Linked DNA regions of Homo sapiens: region 2 is linked to region 1. The links are chromatin loops, found by intact Hi-C in ENCODE. Cell type or tissue: ascending aorta. All regions are shown on one strand. Each heading gives the region's core, and the rest is flanking DNA. Links, peaks and the distances in the headings are about the cores only.

What was found. Peaks named below come from ENCODE experiments on the same cell type or tissue, not always from the same donor. Only the 100,000 strongest peaks of a DNase experiment are listed, where the experiment ranks them.
Region 2: a loop joins it to region 1, with 2.7 times the contacts of the local background. A loop is called at or near these places in 1 of 110 quality-filtered maps.

What each region holds. Positions count from the first base shown.
Region 1 is chr10:91,506,127-91,517,867 of GRCh38, forward strand. HECTD2 (HECT domain E3 ubiquitin protein ligase 2) reads left to right here. Exons shown (of 21, transcript NM_182765.6): 21 at 6,138-8,694. The coding sequence ends at 6,258. All of the region lies in intron 3 of HECTD2-AS1 (HECTD2 antisense RNA 1), which reads right to left. Among named protein-coding and RNA genes, the nearest start is that of HECTD2-AS1, 99 kb to the right of the region's middle. In ascending aorta, for the core only: no CTCF peak of the experiment used is centred there; no DNase peak of the experiment used is centred there; H3K27ac peaks cover 299 bases.
Region 2 is chr10:91,576,953-91,588,693 of GRCh38, forward strand. All of the region lies in intron 1 of HECTD2-AS1 (HECTD2 antisense RNA 1), which reads right to left. Among named protein-coding and RNA genes, the nearest start is that of HECTD2-AS1, 29 kb to the right of the region's middle. RefSeq lists a silencer at 3,460-3,754. In ascending aorta, for the core only: no CTCF peak of the experiment used is centred there; no DNase peak of the experiment used is centred there; H3K27ac peaks cover 4,880 bases.

The sequences.
Region 1 (11,741 bases), core at 1,876-9,875:
TGTAGAGGGAAATTTATAGCACTAAATGCCCACAAGAGAAAGCAGGAAAGATCCAAAATTGACACCCTAACATCACAATTAAAAGAACTAGAAAAGCAAGAGCAAACACATTCAAAAGCTAGCAGAAGGCAAGAAATAACTAAAATCAGAGCAGAACTGAAGGAAATAGAGACACAGAAAACCCTTCAATAAACTAATGAATCCAGGAGCTGGTTTTTTGAAAGGATCAACAAAATTGATAGACCGCTAGCAAGACTAATAAAGAAAAAAAGAGAGAAGAATCAAATAGATGCAATAAAAAATGATAAAGGGGATATCACCACTGATCCCACAGAAATACAAACTACCATCAGAGAATACTACAAACACCTCTACGCAAATAAACTAGAAAATCTAGAAGAAATGGATAAATTCCTTGATACATACACTCTCCCAAGACTAAACCAGGAAGAAGTTGAATCTCTGAATAGACCAATAACAGGATCTGAAATTGTGGCAATAATCAATAGCTTACCAACCAAAAAGAGTCCAGGACCAGATGGATTCACAGCCGAGTTCTACCAGAGGTACAAGGAGGAACTGGTACCATTCCTTCTGAAACTATTCCAATCAATAGAAAAAGAGGGAATCCTCCCTAACTCATTTTATGAGGCCAACATCATTCTGATACCAAAGCCGGGCAGAGACACAACCAAAAAAGAGAATTTTAGACCAATATCCTTGATGAACATTGATGCAAAAATCCTCAATAAAATACTGGCAAAACGAATCCAGCAGCACATCAAAAAGCTTCTCCACCATGATCAAGTGGGCTTCATCCCTGGGATGCAAGGCTGGTTCAATATACGCAAATCAATAAATGTAATCCAGCATATAAACAGAACCAAAGACAAAAACCACATGATTATCTCAACAGATGCAGAAAAGGCCTTTGACAAAATTCAACAACGCTTCATGCTAAAAACTCCCAATAAATTAGGTATTGATGGGACATATTTCAAAATAATAAGAGCTATCTATGACAAACCCACAGCCAATATCATACTGAATGGGCAAAAACTGGAAGCATTCCCTTTGAAAACTGGCACAAGACAGGGATGCCCTCTCTCACCACTCCTATTCAACATAGTGTTGGAAGTTCTGGCCAGGGCAATTAGACAGGAGAAGGAAATAAAGGGTATTCAATTAGGAAAAGAGGAAGTCAAATTGTCCCTGTTTGCAGATGACATGATTGTATATCTAGAAAACCCCATTGTCTCAGCCCAAAATCTCCTTAAGCTGATAAGCAACTTCAGCAAAGTCTCAGGATACAAAATCAGTGTGCAAAAATCACAAGCATTCTTATACACCAATAACAGACAAACAGCCAAATCATGAGTGAACTCCCATTCACAACTGCTTCAAAGAGAATAAAATACTTAGGAATCCAACTTACAAGGGATGTGAAGGACCTCTTCAAGGAGAACTACAAACCGCTGCTCAAGGAAATAAAAGAGGATACAAACAAATGGAAGAACATTCCATGCTCATGGGTAGGAAGAATCAATATCGTGAAAATGGCCATACTGCCCAAGGTAATTTACAGATTCAATGCCATCCCCATCAAGCTACCAATGCCTTTCTTCACAGAATTGGAAAAAACTACTTTAAAGTTCATATGGAACCAAAAAAGAGCCCGCATCGCCAAGTCAATCCTAAGCCAAAAGAACAAAGCTGGAGGCATCACACTACCTGACTTCAAACTATACTACAAGGCTACAGTAACCAAAACAGCATGGTACTGGTACCAAAACAGAGATATAGATCAGTGGAACAGAACAGAGCCCTCAGAAATAATGCCGCATATGTACAACTATCTGATCTTTGACAAACCTGAGAAAAACAAGCAATGGGGAAAGGATTCCCTATTTAATAAATGGTGCTGGGAAAACTGGCTAGCCATATGTAGAAAGCTGAAACTGGATCCCTTCCTTACACCTTATACAAAAATCAATTCAAGATGGATTAAAGACTTAAACGTTAGACCTAAAACCATAAAAACCCTAGAAGAAAACCTAGGCATTACCATTCAGGACATAGGCATGGGCAAGGACTTCATGTCTAAAACACCAAAAGCAATGGCAACAAAAGACAAAATTGACAAATGGGATCTAATTAAACTAAAGAGCTTCTGCACAGCAAAAGAAACTACCATCAGAGTGAACAGGCAACCTACAAAATGGGAGAAAATTTTCACAACCTACTCATCTGACAAAGGGCTAATATCCAGAATCTACAATGAACTCAAAACAAATTTACAAGAAAAAAACAAACAACCCCATCAAAAAGTGGGCGAAGGACATGAACAGACACTTCTCAAAAGAAGACATTTGTGCAGCCAAAAAACACATGAAAAAATGCTCACCATCACTGGCCATCAGAGAAATGCAAATCAAAACCACAATGAGATACCATCTCACACCAGTTAGAATGGCGATCATTAAAAAGTCAGGAAACAACAGGTGCTGGAGAGGATGTGGAGAAATAGGAACACTTTTACACTGTTGGTGGGACTGTAAACTAGTTCAACCATTGTGGAGGTCAGTGTGGCGATTCCTCAGGGATCTAGAACTAGAAATACCATTTGACCCAGCCATCCCATTACTGGGTATATACCCAAAGGACTATAAATCATGCTGCTATAAAGACACAGGCACACATATGTTTATTGCGGTATTATTCACAATAGCAAAGACTTGGAACCAACCCAAATGTCCAACAATGATAGACTGGATTAAGAAAATGTGGCACATATACACCATGGAATACTATGCAGCCATAAAAAATGATGAGTTCATGTCCTTTGTAGGGATATGGATGAAATTGGAAATCATCATTCTCAGTAAACTATCGCAATAACAAAAAACCAAACACCGCATATTCTCACTCATAGGTGGGAATTGAACAGTGAGATCACATGGACACAGGAAGGGGAACATCACACTCTGGGGACTGTTGTGGGGTGGGGGGAGGGGGGAGGGATAGCACTGGGAGATATACCTAATGCTAGATGACGGGTTAGTGGGTGCAGCACACCAGCATGGCACATGTATACGTATGTAACTAACCTGCACAATGTGCACATGTACCCTAAAACTTAAAGTATAATTAAAAAAAATAAATTTAAAAAAAAAATCAAAAAATAGCAGATGCTGACAAGGTTGCAGAGAAAAGAGAATGCTTATACACTGCTGGTGGGAATGTAAATTATTTTAGCCATTGTGGAAAGCAGTATGGAGGTTTCTTAAAGAACTTAGAACTATCATTCAACCCAGCAATGCCATTATTGGGTATGTACCCAAAGGAATATAAATTATTCTGTCATAAAGACACATGCATGCATATGTTCATTGTTCACTGCAGCACTATTCACAATAGCAAAGACTGGATAAAGAAAATGTGGTACATATATACCATGGAATACTATGCAGCCATTAAAAAAAAGATCATGTCCTTTGCAGCAACATGGATGAAGCTAGAGGCTCCATCCTAAGCAAACTAACACAGGAACAGAAAACCAAATACCACATATTCTTACTTGTAAGTGGGAGCTAAATACTGAGTACATGTGAACACAAGGAAGGGAATGACAAACACTGGGACCTACTTGAGCGGGTAGGGTGGGAGGAGGGTAAAGATAAAAGAAACTGCCTATCAGGTACTTACTTATTACCTGGGTGATGAGATAATCTGTACACCAAACCCCCATGACATGCAGTTTACCTTATATAACAAACCTGCACATGTACCCCTGAACCTAAAATAAAAGGTAGAGGAAAAACATGTTGTATTATATCTCAACTCACTAGCAGTTAATGAAGAAGAGGATAACAGGAGTCCAGAAAAAGATAGTGAATAGTATCAGTGAAAAGGGCCAAAAAATGAAGACATATAATGGGCACAATAAGCCAGTGCAGGATTTCAATTTTAAATTCATAGATAGGACCAGATGCCTTCTCCCAGTGCCTCTTAGAATAAAGTCCATGGAGAAAATAATCTTCAGTCATTAATTGTATTCAGAATGCTTTTTTCCCCTAAAAGGGCATGAATCCTTGGCAATATTTTGTGGTTATCCTGATTCTTTAGTACAGAGTGTAATGTAGAATGGCCAAGATTGCAAAGCAAATTTCAAATTACATCCTTTTCCATCTCTGGTTGTCCTTAAGCAGCTTCCTTTGCAAATCATCCAAAGAGTCAGGCTTAAAAGATATACATAATTTGGTCCTGCACCTCATCAAATACATGTTATTGAAGCCCCTGATGGATTAAGAAAATCCTGGACACATTTTTTCTTCAATAAACATTTTCATAAGATATTCTTCTGGTAGAATATTGATATTGTTTTCTTTCAGTTTTAAGAGACCTTGTATCTAGGTAGATGAGTATTAAATAAACTTGGAAAGCTCAGCCTTAACAGAATGAAGAGAAAACAAATGTTTTAAATAACTCGGGAAATGTTATTGAATGGATGCATGAAACACTGGCATAAAAATAAGTTGTGTAGCTTAGGACCTTGTAAACAGCAGAGCACTTTAGAAAAAAATATATTAAAAAACTGAGTTGGCATTTTCATTTTTTTCTTTGCTTTGTTATTTGATGATATTTTTAATTCATACAAATGTATGTCTGGTGCGTAAAAAATTAAGAATGTTAAATCTTACATATGAACAACACTGGTTTTTTAAGTCAGACTGATCTGGGTCTGAATATTGGGCCTACATCTTTACCAGCTCTCTATCCCTGAACAGGTTACTTGTATATTTACATGTCTATTTTTCCTCACCAGTAAAATGAGAACAACCACTTTTAAGTTGCTTTGAGGCTGAAATTAAAGGAAACAATGCATGTAAATGCACTCAGCACAGTGATTATCATAGACCAAACACTGAGTAAATGCTGATTCTAGTAGTTTTAAGTCTTTTAATTCAGGGGGCTCTCAAAATTTAGTTTTAAATCTTACAAACTTCTTTAAAAATGTTTTCCTTTTCTGTAGTGTATTCACATTTTTATTCATTGATTTCTCTGACAGCTGTTCTGATGCTGTGAAGTTCATAAAGACTGAAGGAAAGAGTCTTAAGATAGCTGTAAGAATCCTAAATGATGATAACAACACTATCAGATAGTAGGTGGGGGAGATGACACCAAAAGGATTCAGAAGATAATTTTTACATGTGCATCAAGGGGCATCTACTGTCCCCAAAATGCTCTTTTTTAAATTACTTTTTAATACTAAAAACCGGAATAATAGTATCATTCATTATATTATCTACTCCTCGGCTGCTAGATGTTTTGTGTATATCACTCTTTTAATCTTTTTAACCATCAGTCCTCAACCTTTTTGGCACCAGGGATCGGTTTTGTGGAAGACAGTTTTTCCACAGAACCAGGGAGGAGTGGGGAGAGTGGGAGGTGGTGGTAGTTTTGGATGAAACTGTTCCACCTCGGGTCATCAGGCATTAGATTCTCATAAGGGGCATGCAACCTAGATTCCTTGCACGTGCAGTTCACAATAGGGTCCTTGTTCCTATGAGAATCTAATACTGCCGCTTATGTGACAGGAGGCAGAGCTCAGGCAGTAATGCTCGCCTGCCACTCACCTCCTGTTGTGCAGCCCAGTTCCTAACAGGCCACCAACAACCATACCCATCTCTGGCCCTGGGGTTGGGAACTCCTGGTTATTAAACAACCTGATTAGGTTATTAAACAGCCTAATTGGATGGTTTACCCTATATTGTTGATGAGGAAACTGGGATTTGGGGATATTATGCAACTCGAACAAGACCCCACAGCTAGTAAGTGGGGAAAGCAGAATTCAAATTCATATCTGTCTGACTCCAACAAAATGCTTCTTAAATGAGTTTCATGAAAGTGGTAACATTGGTTGTCTTGTCTGTAACCACAGCCTTAGTGTCTAGAGTGGTGTCTGATACAAAGTGAGGTACTCAGTAAATATCTGTTCAGTGAAGAAATGGATGAGTCATCTCTTAACAGAGTGAAATAGATTTGAATGTGTGTGTCCTGGTATTTTTTAAAGTTGCATAGCAGTCATTTTGTGTGTGTTTCAAGACTTAGTATTTTTTTTTAATTTTTTTCCCTAGCTTACCTGTGGCCCATACCTGCTTCAATCAACTTTGCCTTCCCCCCTACAAGAGCAAAAAGGATCTGAAACAGAAATTGATCATTGGAATTTCAAATTCAGAAGGTTTTGGACTTGAGTAACCTAGAAGACTTGAAATATAATCTTTTATATGTAGCATTCACTTCCCTCTTACTGTGCCTTTAGCCTTTTCATGTTTCTGTCTCAAAACACTTTGACAAAGCTCACCAACTTTAAAATATTAAGTTTTTAAAAAATCAAATATGAAGTATGTTCAGCAAAGGCATAATTTTCTAAAAACACACACAGAAATCGCTTGAGTGAGGAAAAGTCCACATGGCAGAGACAGGTATGGTCCAGTTCCTCTTTTATATAGCACTTTATCATTCTCCACAAGTAGTTTGTCACAGGCATTCCACTGGGAAAGCAAAGTACAGTGAAGAATGAATTTATGGTATAGTTGAACCCAGTGGCAGATTGTACACTGCTAGCACTGCTAGCACACAGTAGCAAAGCAAACAGCTACATTATCTTTAACATAAGGCATGTAGCCATATTTTCATATAGTGGTATACAACACAGTATCATTGCAAATGCAGTTTACAGGGATTTTTGATATACTGGCTTGGGACCTATAAGATTCTTCTCAGCAGTTGCTGAAAAGCATGTAAATAACTACATAATAGCCTGAGAATAATGGGATTTTGATAGTGCCATTTATTGTTAAAGATTTATTTTTACAAAGTAAATTCAGGGTTTTAGATGTGTACACAGCTTTTACAAATCAATAAAGATGATTGTACAAGAGTATTTTCAGACTAATTGGATTCAAGGTTATATTCTTTTAAGTGTTGTTAGTCTGCATGCACATTGGCAGTAAACTAGTTACTTGTGTACTCTGTAATATTTGTATAATGATCATTTCTTCTTAAGGCTCAAGATATTAGAAAAGAAATCAGACCTAAATAATCATTGATGAAGTATGTCAGTTACAAGCACAAAAGAATATAACTGCTTTTATAAATCTTTTGAATCATGTACAAGACTTATATCTACATTTTTTGATCACCAGTTGTACCAAAACACTAATTTTTGAAAAAGATAGGTTAAAGTATTTGACAAAAGTGAATACAATAATAACACTTGTGTCAAAATGATATAGCTTAGTATAAAAATAAAATTCAACGTTTTGGCCAAAATGTTTGTTTTTCACTGGATTCTGAATATAATAAATTCAAAGTACCCTTTTTTTAGAGTTTCTAATAAAGTAGTATGTAAAAAGAAACTGCATTTTAAGTCAGACAGTAAATGTTTTTTTTAATTTACAGCAAATGAAGCAGTTTTATTAGCATGTTACAAATATTGCCAAACCAAGACTTCTCTACCATACTTTAACAGCTTTCCTTCAGAAAACTCTGAAGTTATATTTGCAATAATAATGAAACCAGCATTTAGTACCAGCATATGGTTCATATGCAAATAATACTTTCCCCAAAATCTTTCTGGGCTAGGCTATTTTCTTGCTATGCTTCCTGCACCCAACCAGCAGAATTCTTCCAGGGTGGAGGAACTAATCAGCTTGTTCTCCAACAGTTCTGAAGCCAACCCACAAATCTTTGAGGAAAAGGGGTCACTTTGTTTACTATTCTCTTGGAGATGGAAGTGATTCTGCTCTTCCATTTGGGTATATTATTTCAAGGGTATTTCTTCTTAAAAATCTTGGAAAGCCTAAGAGAGTTAAAGGCATCCTGGTTTTGTTTCATTTTGCTCTGTTTTAAATCCATATGCAAATAAAACTGCTTCTCTCTTACACTGCTTGAACTAGAAAATCAGCTTTTTAATGTAGGTTACCACTTATAAGCACAAAAGAAACATGTATAAGAAACCAGATTTAAGTGTTTTAAATAAAATGTAAACAGTTTTTATTTGGTAGAGATGACTCATGGAAAAATTGTGTTGGCTTGGTCTGCATGTTTAATGATGTGCTTGTATATCGATTAGCTGTGTCACTTTTAAATAAGAAGTCCACACAAGCAAGCCAAATTTTTAGATGACGAAGTCCATAAATAACTAGAGAATTTTTGTTATCTGTTGTTAAGTTGAAATGTATAATCATTTATCACTAAATTGCACATTGCCTTTATTTATTTGTGCTCTGTTTTTGGTTTACAGTGTAATAATACCTCATTTAAAAAATAAAAACCACTACTGTTACATTTTATTAATTTAAAAAGCTAGAAAATTCATGTAGTTACTTTTTTTACATATATAATCTGTTAATGAATTATTGATTTTTGTATCTGCCACAGTAAATTAAAGCATTACACAGTATTTATCAGTATTTTTTAAACATCCTGTCCTTTTTTAAAATCTTTGCTTAGTCAGTCATATTTTTGTCTGTATGATTAGAAGTTTTTACGTCCTTCCTTTTTTGTACAAATCTGTATTGTATTAATTTCTGGATGCAATTTTTCAAATATTAAAATTATACAGTCAGTCAGGCTTCAGTTTATTTTTTGAACACTTGGGCAATTAATTAAAGCCATATGTTTAAAATATTTTATAAATGCAAGCTATTCTTTGCATTATACTCTCTCAATCTAGTGCTTAGGAAAATTGCTGACACATAACTTCAAAAGATGTATGTTGTTGACATTAAGTATTACCAACCTCTGTAGCATATTTTCAGCATGAAATGTATATCCAATATTTGAAAGATCACACAGCTATTCCACCAAATGAATGTATAATACCATTTGGAGTACACCCAGAAGTGAACCAAGTGTAACATTTCATTGGCCGTAGATAGATAACTTCAGCTCTTAAGTAAGTATTCCTCTCCAAAACCATTCATTTGGCCCTTTTCCCCTTGTCCACATACCTCATGCTTAAGGAAGGAAGAGTGGAGATTATAAGAATGTAAGAGAGAATGTTATGGGTGATTAATGAAAGAAAATAGGTAGCTGGATGGAAAAAAGACCAGGATGGGTTTTCGCAGGAGGGGACACAAGATCAGTTCACCCAGATGGCCGCAAATCGTTTAGTCTAGTGCCTAGGTTTTGGAGCCAGACTGCCTGGGTTCACCATTTACTAGCTGGGCAAGTTAACTTCCTCATTCCTCAAATGTACAATGGAAATAATTTGTAAAATGGAAATAACCTACCTACCCCATAGAGTTGTAGGGAAGATTAAATGAACTAATGTGTAAAGCACTTATCCAGTGCCTGGCACATGATAAGCAATAAAAAGTGATGCAAGACAAATTATGGTACTGATGTAGAAACATCCTACAACCACTGCTTCTGACGCCTTCTGGAGGCTTTTGACTTAAATGCTGGGTTCAACCACAGATTATAGAACGCAAAGTGCTTTTGAAGCCTTAAAATTGTGTTGGGAGAATCTTTCTTATTCTAGAAACAGTACTGTAGGATTTATCCTTATAGCTGTCTCATGATGCAAGGGTTTTAAATACTATTTTATAGCTGTGTAACAAGATACAATTCTATTTTTAATGAAATAGTTCAAGTAAACAGAAAAATTTCAGGATTAACATAATGAAATACCATGATCCCACACTCAGACCTAAAAAATGATAATATGTGTTAATATTACCAGTTTTTTAAAAATAATTTTGCAAATGGGATTGAAGCCCCTTTTGTGCCCATCTCCAATCCCCCTCTACTCCCTCTCTGTTCTCTGTTAACCTGTAGTTCGTGTGAATCTTTCCCATGCTGTCTTTACATATATGTACCTATGTGTAAACACTATGTAATATTGTTACAGTTGCATACATCTCATGCTCTATATATCTTTCCAAAACTTTTTTCACTTAATATTGTCTTTTATAGATTTATTTACATTTAGATATAATGCATTTTTAACTGCAGAATAGAATCATGAAATGCATGTACCACTTTCTGGATCCATCCTCCCACACACTAACATTGAGTTGTTTTCCAGTGTGAACCAGGCTCTCTAGACTATAGCCCAGATGTAGAATTGCTGGATCACAGGCTGTACATCTCCGGCTTTACCAGATATTGTCCACTTGCTCTCCAGAGTGGTGGTTCCGGCATTAATTTCCATCAGCATTATAAAGAGTTGTCGTTTGTCCACATTCTCCCCAACACTTGGCTTTAGCAGACCTTTCTTGGCTTATTTAACTAGTGTGATTTAATTTCTATTTCCATAATTGTTAATGGCATTGAACACCTTTGTGTATATTTACAGGCTCTTCAGATTTCTTCTGTGAATGGCCAGTTCAATATTCTTAGCCTGTGTTTTCCTATTTTTTTTCCCTATTGGTGTTTAGGAGTTTTTTCCTTATTCTGGATATTGATCCTTTGTTAACAGGAGCTACATTGCTTCAGTTGAATTCCAGATCTGCCAATGACTAAGTGACTTGGAACAAATTACTTCAAATTACTTAATGTTTCTTTGTCTCAGTTTACTCATCTAGAAACTAAAGAAAATAATACTTAGCTCACAGGGTTGTTAAATAAGTTTCCATACAGGTATATTTGTATGTATGTACATATGTATGTATATGTGTATATTATATATAAGTTTATAAGTGTATCAGATATATGCATATGTATAGACTTACATACTTAAACTTACAGAACATACATATGAAGGGCTTACATTTGTGCCTGACCCATAAGTGGTCTCTAAATGTTTGGTATTATTACTATTGTTATTACCTGTATTCTAATTCTTATTGTGCTTGCATTACAAATATTTTCTAATATGTGGCCTAATTTTTAACTTTATTTACCTCATCTTTTATACTATGAATTTTTAATGTTAATATAATCCATAAAATAAGGTGCCATTATTATCATTTTATGTAGATAATGTTTAGATTTAACCACACATTTACAACTTCTTCAAACACCATTCCCTCTTCTATGGTCCTCCACCTACCTCTGGAATCAAATTTCCTCCTCATAAAGAACATCTATTAGAAATTATTTTAATGAGGGTTGGTTGGTAGCAAATTATTTTAAATAACTGTCACCTTTATTCATGAAAGATTTATTAAGCATACATTTGTAGGTTGATAATTATTTTATAGTTTTTAATATATTAATCCATTACCTTTGATTTCGTTGTTGACATAAAGTTAGCTATTAGTATAATTGTATGCCTTGGTAATCTCTCTTTTTTCTCTGGCTACTTTTAAGATTTTTTTTTTTTTCAAAAAATGGTAGAACATCAAAGCCAACATGTGTATGTGTATTTTTTCTCCCACTTGAGATTCATTATGGTTCTTGAATCTATAGATTTGTATCTTTCATCAATTATGGAAAAATTCTTAAGCTGTTTCCTCTTTGGCTATTGCTTTTTCCTGTTCTAATTTTTCCTGTTGAACATATGTTGGACCATCTCATTCAACCATTCCATCTCTTTCTCTGTACCTAATGTGTTGTTTAACCAACCCACTGAGATTAAAAACTCAGTTTTAATCAGTGGCTGCATTTTTTGATTTCTAGAAACTTCTTTGGCTTCTTTTCAAATTCACATGCTCTTTTTCCATACCATTTCTTCATATGGTTTTCTTTAATAATTTTGGCATACTTGTTTAATGTTCTCTTTTAAATTG
Region 2 (11,741 bases), core at 1,283-9,282, 70 kb after region 1:
CACTCCAGCCTGGCCAACATGGTGAAACCCAGTCTCTACTAAAAATACAAAAATTAGCCAGGCGTGGTGGCAGGTGCCTGTAGTCCCAGCTACTTGGGTGGCTGAGGCAGGAGAATACTTTCTTTTTTTTGAGACAGAGTCTCATTCTGTCTCCAGGTTGGAGTGCAGTGGCACGATCTCCGCTCACTGCAACCTCCGATTCCCTGGTTCAAATGATTCTCCTACCTCGGCCTCCCAAGTAGCTGGGATTACAGGCATGAGCCACCACGCCCAGCTAATTTTTGTGGTTTTAGTAAAGACAGGGTTTCACCACGTTGGCCAGGATGGTCTTGATCTCCTGACCTCGTGATCTGCCCACCTCGGCCTCCCAAAGTGTTGGGATTACAGGCTTGAGCCACCAGGAGAATCTTTTGAACCCAGGAGGCAGAGGTTGCAGTGAGCCAAGATCACGCCACTGCACTCCAGCCTGGGCAACAGAGAGAGACTCTGTCTCAAAAAAAAAGCAATTAGAAGCACTGTTTTTATCATCACTTTACTCATCAGTGAAGAAAGCCCCTCTGGCTGGGGAAGAGGGGAGCCAAAAGACAGCATTTCACGTTGGTCATGCTGCTGACCTCACATCCACCATGTGAGCAGACTTTAAATGGTACCCTACAGCATCTGCAGGTGGTAAAGGAAGCAATGTCTTCATTCAGGAACTCAGAGGAGAGGGGGAACTAGGGAGGAAACCATAAATTTTTCCTAGAACACAAACTGAAATTCATAGTCCTGCAAAGTGAGCAGTGCATAGGTATGTTGCATGCCTCCTGCAAGGACCTCAGATCCCAAACACAGTTACAGAACCAGGCAGTGGGGATGCAGACAACATTTCTCCTGTCTGGCCTAAAGCAGTAAGACCAATTTACCTGCCAGATGTTCCTTCCAAAACCCAAAGGAAGGTGATTTGTTTTCAAGAGGGAAAAGGAATTTGAGTCTATGGTTTTATTTCCTCCTAGTTCATTGAAAAGAAGGTTTGTCTTCCTTATTTAAAATACCACAGAAGAGTGCTAACAGTGATGGGAAGCCTGCTTTGTCTCTTGCATTACAAATCATAGTAGTAGTGGTAGTAGTAGTATCAGTAGCAGTAGTGGTGGTGGAACAGTGGAAGTAGTAATAGGGGTAGTAGTGGTGGTGGTGGTGGTAGTGGTGGTGTTTGTAGCGGTAGCAGAGGTAGTGATAGTAGTAGAAGCAACATTATATGCCTGACATTTTGCCTGTATGATTTTATTTAAATCTTCATAACAACCCTGTCAGGTAGGTAGTATTACAAAGAGGGACACTAAAGCTCAGAGAAAGTAATTGGCTCAGAGTGACACAGTTAGTAAGAACTGGAAATTGCATTCCAACTAGGAATTCCAAAATACCTTCTTTCTACTATAACACACCAGAAAATTAAGATGCTACCAGCCCCACTTATATTTGTCAAAAGCCTGATGATTATGGGTTAATTCAGCCCTTGTTTTGCATCCATACATGGCATGAAGTTGGTTCTAGAATTGTCTACAAGAGTCCAATTACATTCAACAAACTCATGATGCTTTTTATATTTTTTTAAACTCAATCTCTTCTTACATCAATAGTGAGACTCTTAAAATATTTTCTCTTCACTTCCATAAAGACCCACTTCACTTTCCGGGAGATATTATTCTTCCACCTGGATAATGTACCAGCCAACATTCCCTGCATTGGCTATTATCAAGTGTGAGGCTTTCCCTGGTCTCCCTCTGCTAGAACACTGTTTGCTTTTGAGCAGAATTTGATATAAGACCAGTTCACTGTAACCCTATCCAAGCATGTTTAGTTAGAAAAGGATGAAGAGAAATTTTTTCTTAGCTTTTATAGAGTAATTTGTTGGTTTATGTTTCCCAGTGATGAAACTGTGACTGAGTTAAAGGATATTATATAGCAGAGATATTTCTGCCATGGCCTAGGTATTGTAAACCTGTCTGCAGGTTCAGGGAAGCACCACCTCTGCTGAATCGAAAAAGAAAATTGTCTGGGGATCAGGAGAAAGGATTCTCCAAAAGGCCAATGTTCTTATAGAGAAGCTCCTAGTACCTAAGAAGATACTCATTAGTTCAGTTTATTCATTCATCAGGCATCATCTGTGTTCAGGCATACTTCTTGGCACTGGGTATTCAATGGGATGCATATTAGACAGAGTATCTGCACTTGTAGAGCTTAGAAAGAAGCAGGAAATGTATCAGGAATGCTCTCGGCTACAAGTGACAGAAAAACCAGCAAGCAGTGCCTTTTTAAAAAGTAGAGTTATTTTTCTCCATAACAAAAAGTCCGTGAGTATGGAGTCCATAGCTATTGCAGCAGCTGAAAGTTCCTATGTGTTTCCTTCTTTCCACCCCAAATCTTCAGCATGGTGGCTTTTCAGTTTTTTTTAATTGCATGTCTCAAGATGGTGACCACAGCTCTAGATAGTATATCTACATTTAAGGCAAAATGAGAGGGTAGAGGAGTGCCAGTCATATCTGATTATTTTATGCAGAAAGCAAAGGCTTTCCAAGAAGTCCTTTGGCAGACTTCTGCTTAGACTGCCTTGGCCAAAACATTTACATGAACCACCCCAAGCTATGAAGGAGGCTGGAAATGTAAATATCTGGTGAGTGGAATTACAGTCATTGACTTTGACTAATCACAATTCAACCTCAGAGGACAGGCCACTGCCATCCTAAACAAAATCAGGGTAATTAAAAGAGGCTGGGGTATGTGGTGAGAAGGGGAGGATGAAAGGTAGCTAACTAAAACTGTCTGTCTCAATAAGAAAGATTCAAACCAGCATTAGGAGACCTCACTGAAGCTTGATGTCTAATGTTGTAAACTTTTGGCCATCCCAGCTGCACATCAGGCTGAAGACATTCCTTGGGTTCCCAGGCATGCCTCACTCAGGCGGAGCATAAAACCAGGGCCAGAGGCAACAACAGCTTCTCTGGAATCGGTGATGACAATATTGTATATTAATGTTTTCCTGTGAATGGTTTCAAGTCTGTATATGTCCTGGTCTTCTGACCTACCTCGTCACCTGAAATCTAAATGTCTCTTTGCTCCCTAATACCACTGCCAACTTCTTGGAATTAGAGACTTAGAAGCTTTTCTTCAGACTGTGAGCCTCTAAGAAGTGACGCTTTTCTTAGATGATCACTTAGGCCCTTACTTAGACCCTTGCTTTCTTCGAAGAAAGAAAAGTAAAACCCAAATACCCATCAAACAGAAAATGGTTGAAGAAACTATGGTATATCTTCACAATGAAATATACCATATGGCAGTCAGACAGAATGATGCAGCTTTATATGCACAAAAAGCAAACTGCAAAGCAACACATAGAACACAATAGAATGTACGTCTGAGATAACCTTTGTGGTGGTTGTAAAATATGTCCATAAATTCTTTCATACAACTCTTCAATCCATCTCCCCTTGAAAATTAGTGATTCACTTGTAATGAATAGAATGAAGTAGTAGCAGCAGTATGCAACTTCAGAGACAAAGTCATAAAAGACATTGTGGCTTCCTCCTCATTCACTTTATCTTAGATTGCTTACTCTGGGGGAAGTTGGTTGCCACGTTATAAGGACATTTCAGTGGCCAACAGAGATATCCATGCAACAAGAAGCTGAAGCTTCCTGCTAACAGATATGAGTGAGCCATCTTGGAAGAAGATTCTACACATCCCCAGTCGAGCCTTCAGATGACTGCAGCCCCTGCCAACATCCAACCCTATGAGAGACCCTGAGTTACAACCACCCAGCTAAGCTGCTCCTAAATTCCTGATCCACAGAAACTGCAAGATAATAAAATTTTGCTGTTAAGCCATTACGTGTTGGTGTAATTTGTTTGCAACAATAGATAACCAACATGGCCTTATTATTTGCATATGTAATAATAAGACTCAAGCCCCTCCTCTGTGTTAGTCACTGTGTTTAAAGTCTCAACATCAAATCCTCATAATAACTCTGTAAGGTAGAGTCTAACATTATCCTTATTTTACAGAGGAGGAATCCAAGGCACAAGGAAGCAAAGTAATTTGACCAAAGATGTATAGCTCTTTGAACCCAGGCAATCTTTGAATGATTACCTGTAAACTTGTATACTATACTACACTACACTATTCTATACCATACTTTCATTTGTGTATGTGTGTGTGTGTGTGTGTGTTGCAATGTATTCTATGATGTGTGCAGAGAAAGTACATATGACCAGCCAGTTGCAGTGGCTTATGCCTGTAATCCCTGCACTTTGGGAGGCCAAGGCAGGCAGATCACTTAAGGTTAGGAGTTTGAGACCAGCCTGGCCAACATGATGAAATAAAATAAAATAAAGTATGTATGATCACAGGTTACTTCTTAGAATTGGAGAGAGAATAAGAGAAAGGGGGGTTTTTAATTTTCCTCTACTTTCTTCTGTACTGTTTGAAGGTTTTGTTTTTTATTTTTTAGGGTTTTTTGTTTTTTTTTTTTGAGACACAGTTTCACTCTTGTTGCCCAAGCTGGAGTGCAATGGTATGATCTCAGCTCACTGCAACCTCCGCCTCCCAGGTTCAAGCGATTCTCCTGCCTCAGCCTCCCGAGTAGCAGGGATTACAGGCGTGTGCTACCACACTGGGCTAATTTTTAGTAGAAACGGGGTTTCACCATGTTAGCCAGGCTGGTCTCGTACTCCTGACCTCAGGTGATCTGCCCACCTCAGCCTCCCAAAGTGCTGCTTGAAGGTTTTTACGATAAAAATGCATTATTGTAATACCTGTGTAGTTAAAATTTTAGCTAAGCTGGCAAATAGCTGTATGCTATTCAAGAAATGAAGTGTTAGGGAAGGAAGGGGCACATATGACCAAATCTAAGTCATCAACATGGATTCACTTTGGAGTGAATCAGATTGGCTGCTTCTGTGGATTTGCAGGGGGAGATGGGGTACTCTCAGAGCCCTTTCCCCTCCAATACCACCAACCCAAGGCTCCCTCCTTTTCCTACGGTCCATGAGGCAGGAAGAAGATGTGCCCTCCTGACCCAAAGACTTCTCTCAAGACATGCCCAAGAGTCCTGCCATCTCCTCCACAGCTGCCTACATGCTTGTCAGGGTGTGACACATGGTATCCCATCTGGAGACCACAGGTAGGACAGTTGGCCAGGACACGGAGAATCTATTCTTGTTCTGGGCTTGAGCCTGATTCAGGAATAGACTCTGAGAGCAAAGTCCTCAGGATCTCTCCCCTCGTGACCAGGAAGGATCATGCGGCTGATGTGCTCCCTGGCACCATCCTTGCAACTGTGGGGAAGATATATTTAGCATCTGGCCTGTGAGAGAGCTGTCATTACAATCTCACTATGAGGCTGCCTCAGTAACTCCAGGGCACTGGTCACAGCCTAATCCTGTCTATTTTTACATGTTCAGGTTTGTAGAGTGGTAATAAGAGTTATCTGTCTGATGCAAGACAGGATCAGATAGGCCTGCCCTGGTGATAGATGGCCTTGAGCTTCTGATATGTGATAAGTCACACCACTGCCCACTCCCTGATGGCTGCAGTGTGGCTGGAGGTTCACCTAGCTTGTAGGAACAGGGCTGTTCTATGTTAATGCCAGATACCTTGTAGGGTAAGCCCATGAAAGGGGCTTTTTCATAGCCCCTAAAGGAAAGAAGCCAGGGCTCAGATGAACTCTTGCCCCAAGAGGCACCATTTCTTGAACAACCACAGCAAACCTCATTAATCAATCTCAGTACTCTTTTTCACTGAGCCCTCAGAATTATCCATGAGAGATCATCCCTGGAAGCCTCTACCAATCAATACTAGTTGCCCCTTATGATGAAAATGATGAGCTAACTTTGGGCTGGAGGGACTGAGAAAGTCATTAGTGAAGAGTTGATCGGGGCAAAGGGTGAGATGATGCCAAGTTTAGAAGGTGGTGGGAAGGTAAGAGGGCCTGGGTGCCTCACAATGGCAGGAAGGAATCAATGAGGGCTAAATGCTATGATTTAGACATTAACAAGAGTTGGTGACACATCAAGCACAAGATAGAGTTAGAAGGACAGCTTCTCTTATCATGTTACCATGGATAAATCCCTTCACTACTCTGTTCCTCAAATGTCCTACCTGTAAAATGAGCGACCACTTCTAGCATTGACACCTTACAATTCACGTTATTTACCATAGCATGGAATTCAGTGACTGTTGACTGCAGCATCCCATAGTTTTCTTTTCAGGGTCATGTGAAAGAGACCACTAGCTGCTTTCCAATATCCTTTCCTCCTTCATTGGTAGAAGAACTCCAGCTTTTAGCTGAACAACTGTAACTCAATAAAGACTAAATGTCCCAGGTTTCCAACAATATAACTGTTCTATCCAATGAGATATAAGAGGAAGCCTCAAGCCGGGCGCGGTGGCTCACGCCTGTAATCCCAGCACTCTGGGAGGCCGAGGCGGGCAGATCACCTGAGGTCAGGAGTTCAAGACCAGCCTGGCCACATGGCGAAACCCCGTCTCTACTAAAAATACAAAAATTAGCTAGGCATGGTGGTGGGCGCCTGTAATCCCAGCTACTCGGGATACTGAGACAGGAGAATCGCTTGAACCCAGGAGATGGAGGTTGCAGTGAGGCGAGATAGCGCCATTGCACTCCAGCCTGGGCAACAGAGCAAGAGTCCATCTCAAAAAAAAAAAAAAAAAAAAAGAGGAAGCCTAATATGGAACTTTGGGGAACTCTCCTTAAAAAGGAAGAGGTTGGTGTGATGGATAATAAGATCTCTGTCTTTGAGTGCTTAGCCTCTAGTTTGAGAGAAAGAAATAAAACAACACTAGAACAACTAACAAATATATAACAAAGACATGAGTGCCTTTGTCTTTTATCAGTTGCTCCACATGTTTCATTCAATCTTCTGGGAAAGAAAAGCAACTGGAAAGCTTTAATGTATTCATTCAATAAACACTGAGTATTCATTATATTCCAGATTCTGCTGAACTAATCAAATACAACATTTGACCTCAAGATTTACTCCCAACCCAAAAAACACGCAGTGTTGGTCTAATATTTAAAAATTATACTTAGGCTGGGTGCAGTGGCTCACACCTGTAATCCCAGCACTTTGGGCGGCTGAGGCAGGAGGATCACTTGAGTCCAGAAGTTTGAGACTAGCCTGGACAATATAGTGAGACCTCATCTCTACAAAAAATTTAGGAATTAGCCAAGTGTGGTGGCATGAACCTGTAGTCCCAGCTACTTGGGAGGCTGAAGGAGGAGGATTGCTTGAGCTCAGGAGGCAGAGGCCGCAGTGAGCCAAGATCATGCCACTGCATTCCATTCTGGGTGACAGAGCCAGACCCTACCTCAAAAATAAATAAGTAAAAATCATATTTAACATTAAAATATAGATTTTCAGCTTCTGTTGAATAATGGAAGAGTTGACAACATGGAACTTGTATTCCCTCTTGACAACAATTGGCAGCAGCTGAATAACAGTACCTCCTTTCAGGAGGGTTGCTACCACTCCTCATTTTTCTCTCTTTCTTTTTTTTCCTTTTTGAGATGGAGTCTCGCTCTTGTTGCCCAGGCTGGAGTGCAGTGGTGTGATCTCTGCTTACTGCAGCCTCCTTCCCAGATTCAATCATTTCTCCTGCCTCAGCCTCCCAAGTAGCTGGGACTACAGGTGCATGCCACCATGACCAGCTAATTTTTGTATTCTTAGTAGAGATGGGCTTTCACCATGTTGGCCAGGCTGGTCTCAAACTCCTCAGGTGATCCACCCACCTCAGCCTCCCAGAGTTCTGGGATTATAGAAGGGAGCCACCACGCCTAGCCCACTTCTCATTTTTCTTATACCAAACTGTTATGTCCATTCTGTCATTTCCTGCCCGGCTCTGCAAGACACTGGGGAGCGTCAGCCCTGCCCCAGAACCTGGAATGCAAAGGGAGTCATTTGTTCCCCTCATCATCAGAAACAAACATTTATTGAGCACTTACATATCAAAAGACTAACCTGAAATGTAGGAGGCTCTTCTTTGAGCCCCTGTGTTGGCATTTGGGGATGAGGGAGAAAGAAAAGAGGGGAGAAGAAATGAGGAGGAGCAGTTCAGAAAACAACATAATCTTATTGCAACCTTTAAACAAAGGAGGGGTAACATTCTTCCCACCTTTCCTATTTGGCTGTCTGGGACATAGATGTGATGGTGGATCTCTAGCAGCCATCTTGCACATGAGGGTGAGGGCTACACCATGGAAATAATGTGTAAGGAGTCCGAGTCCTTAATGTCTTCATGGAACTTCCACAACTAGTGTTATGTGACAAAATAAAGCCTTGAGGGTAAAAATCATTGTTTTGTGTTTCCTGCCTCATGGGCTATCTCAAAAATAAATAAGTAAATAAATAAGCAAAAATCATATTTAACATTAAAATATAGAAGCCAACCCTAATTCTACTGATTACAAAGTTTATGTCCAAATCCAAGGCTAGTCTGTGGGATCTTCCTGGGAGCCTCTAATATTCTACAGGAGCAATCGAGACGCAACCCAATGGATAATCCCAAACACTTTACTTCTGCTATTGCTTCCTGGTGGTCTCAGAGATCACTCCAGCCACTTCAAAGGGCCATCTAAACACTGATTTGGGAATCTGATCCTACCTGGTGATATGTATCAATAAGGATGCATTGGGTGACTGATCATAGAAAGCTCAAGTCAACTATTTTAAACAATAAAGACATTTTGCTGTCTCATTTGATAAGAAGTCCAGAGGTAGAACATTTCCAGAGCTAGTTAATTCAGTGGCTCAGTGACACCACCATGGATTCAGGTTCTTTTCATCATGCAAATTGGCCAACCACAGTGTGTCGGCATTTGTCCTCGGTGTGACTCTTTTGGTTGCAAGTACATCAAGCACCCTGTCCTCATTCAGCAAACTCTAAAACCATAGAGACTAAGATTGTGTAGCCCTTACTGTCACTGCTCTTTAAGATGGGGGAAAACTTTCCCCAAAGTCCCCCACTTCATGTTTCATTGGTTAGAATTCAACCACATGCTCATCCCAAACCAGTCCCTGGCAAAGAGGATAAAATGATTATGATTGGCTCAAACTAACCAAGATTTATTCTCTAGGGACAGAGAGGGGTAAGGTCTTCCATCAAACCATGGAAGCCCAATATCAATCAAAACTGGGGTTCTGCTGGGAAGGAATAAGGAGCAAGAAATGGCTATTGAATATGCAATGAACAGTTTCACCAAGCCATGTGGCCTTGGATCATTCATTTTCCCTCTCTATGCCTCAATTTCCTAATCTATAAAATGGGAAGAATAGACTAGAAAATCTCTAGGGCCCTCTAAATTACCTTCCCAATTGATTATGAGTGCCCAGTTCTAGTGGCACAAGATGCTCCCTCACTGACTGACATTTAGTGATCACAGCAGCATCAATAATAGCTTAAAACCTAGAAGTGGAGGTGGTAAGGTTAAGGTGTCCTTGGTGGCTGTAGCCTCCTCCTCCAGGTAGCCCTTCACAATATAAAGCCCCACCTTGGCTTCTCTCAGGCCATTGGCCTTTCCAAGGGGATGCTGATGCCCATCACTGACCAGACTTCATCCATCCACTCAGTCATTCATTCATTTATTTGCCACTGACAATCTCATATATTCCAAGCTCTGTACTGAGCCTCCACTCTGCTCTACCATTACCAAGGGATAAAGTGTGAACAGATTTGGGGTAAGGAGCGGGGAATGCATGGAAGAAGAGCTGTAAGATCCAGGTCCCAGTTTTCCCTCTGCCAGCCAGTTAAATTCTAGTTCAGAACTCACTTCTCCCAGGAAGCTTCCCAGGTTCCCCCAGCCCCATGTTCAACCTAGAATGCGCATGTCTCTGGTGGTCTGCCAGGAGAATGGGAAGCCACAGGACAAACATGGTGCATCTTTCTGAAGCATCAAGATAATACAAAGATTGGGGGAGAGCATGATTTAAGTAATGAAACTTGTCAATGGCTTCAAACATTAATTTAGATTGAATTAACCATAGATATAGTAGAAAGCTAAGATGGCACAATTTTTTTTAAGAAATAAGAATCTAAGAAACAGTAAGCTTCCGGCTATGGCCCACAGATAACCTAGAGAATGACAGACACTCATCTCCTCTGGTCACTATGGGAACCATCAAAGGAGATTCTGATAACCCATTCACTTAAACCCCTGGCTCTGCCACTTACCAGCTTGACAGCTCGGTATCCTAAGTATTTAACCTCCATATGCCTGTTTTTCCTTCCATTAAAGGAAATCATATTGCTAAATGGGGTTATTAACCACAACTTCATTGAATGAGCATAAGGGGCAGAAGTGATACTGTCTTGAAATGTTTAGCATGGAACATTGATAGTCATTTTTATTAAGTACTAAGTGCTACTAGTAAAAAAAAAAAAAACTATATGTATTAAGCACCTACTACTTGCTAAGCACTGTGTTAGGCATTAGGGAAATAAAGGTACAGATGAGAGTATCTTACAATTAAGTGCCTACTTTTTGCCAGGCACTGAGCCAGTATATTTTTTATTTTTTTTATTTAATTGAATACACATAATGCAATGCATGCTTTTCAGGTGCAAGGTGGTATGAGCACAGAACACTTATTGCTTGGAAATTCACTTCATTGGATTGTCATGGCTATGGCAATCATTTATGCTGCCCCAGGTGTCTTCTTGTAAAACCCATTCTCTTTAGTCTGTGACAATATTCTTACTAGACATGTGTTGTCTATATCTGGTTAACAAAACAAAGGGGCTAGAGACAACATGAGACTGACAGTCACCAAAACTCCACCACCTCTAATTTATTTAGCCCTCATGTCCAGCCTCCTGAGAGGCAGTACAGGAAGTATTTTCACACCTGATCTCTGGAGTCAGATCACGTGCCACAGCTGGAATTCTGGCTGTGCCCCTTACCGGCTAAGTAACCTTGGGCAAGCCACTTGACCACTCCAAGTTTTGTTTTTTCCTTTGTAAAACAGGAGTAAAAATAGTTCCTTTCTCATAGGATTGAATGGTTGTTTCTTATCTGTTAAGCAAAACAAAAATAGTTCCAACCTCATACAAATGACTGAGGTAACACACCTAAACTTTTAGCCCATTGGCTGGGACATAAAAAGTGTAAATTAAGTGAAGCCGTAGCTGTTATACCTTATTATTATTATTAGCTCCTTACTGCCCCACACAACATTTTACCGGAGCCAGCGTGCTGGCTCTTTTTGCTACTTGGTATGAGTCATCTCCTGTCATCTCCCATGAGATAAATATAAGAAAACTAGTGGGAGTCAGTGAAACAGAGAAGCAAATAAGTCCTCAGCCAGAATCATCCATCTTTAGGGATGAAAACAGAACTACCCCTTACTGGGCAGGTACCGTGCTGAACCCTTTATGCATCTCTTCATAGTTAATCCTCAAATTACTCTATGAAGAAGCCTCCCAGCCCACTGCTCCCTATGACTCATCACGGCCCTCTTATTCTTCCCCCAGAATCTAGAGGGGAAACATCTCCCCCGACACCAATAGTCATGACCCAGTTATGGGTTTCCCTGGCTAGCTGACATCCAACAGGATGACATCACATTATGCAATCAATCCTTACCCACAAGTGGGTCCATGTTAATTTCTTTTCAGCGTGTTTTATGTACATCTGTGTGTTTTCCATTTTCAGCCCCAATGAGCAAACTGTCCATTGGCTTATTAGGGTG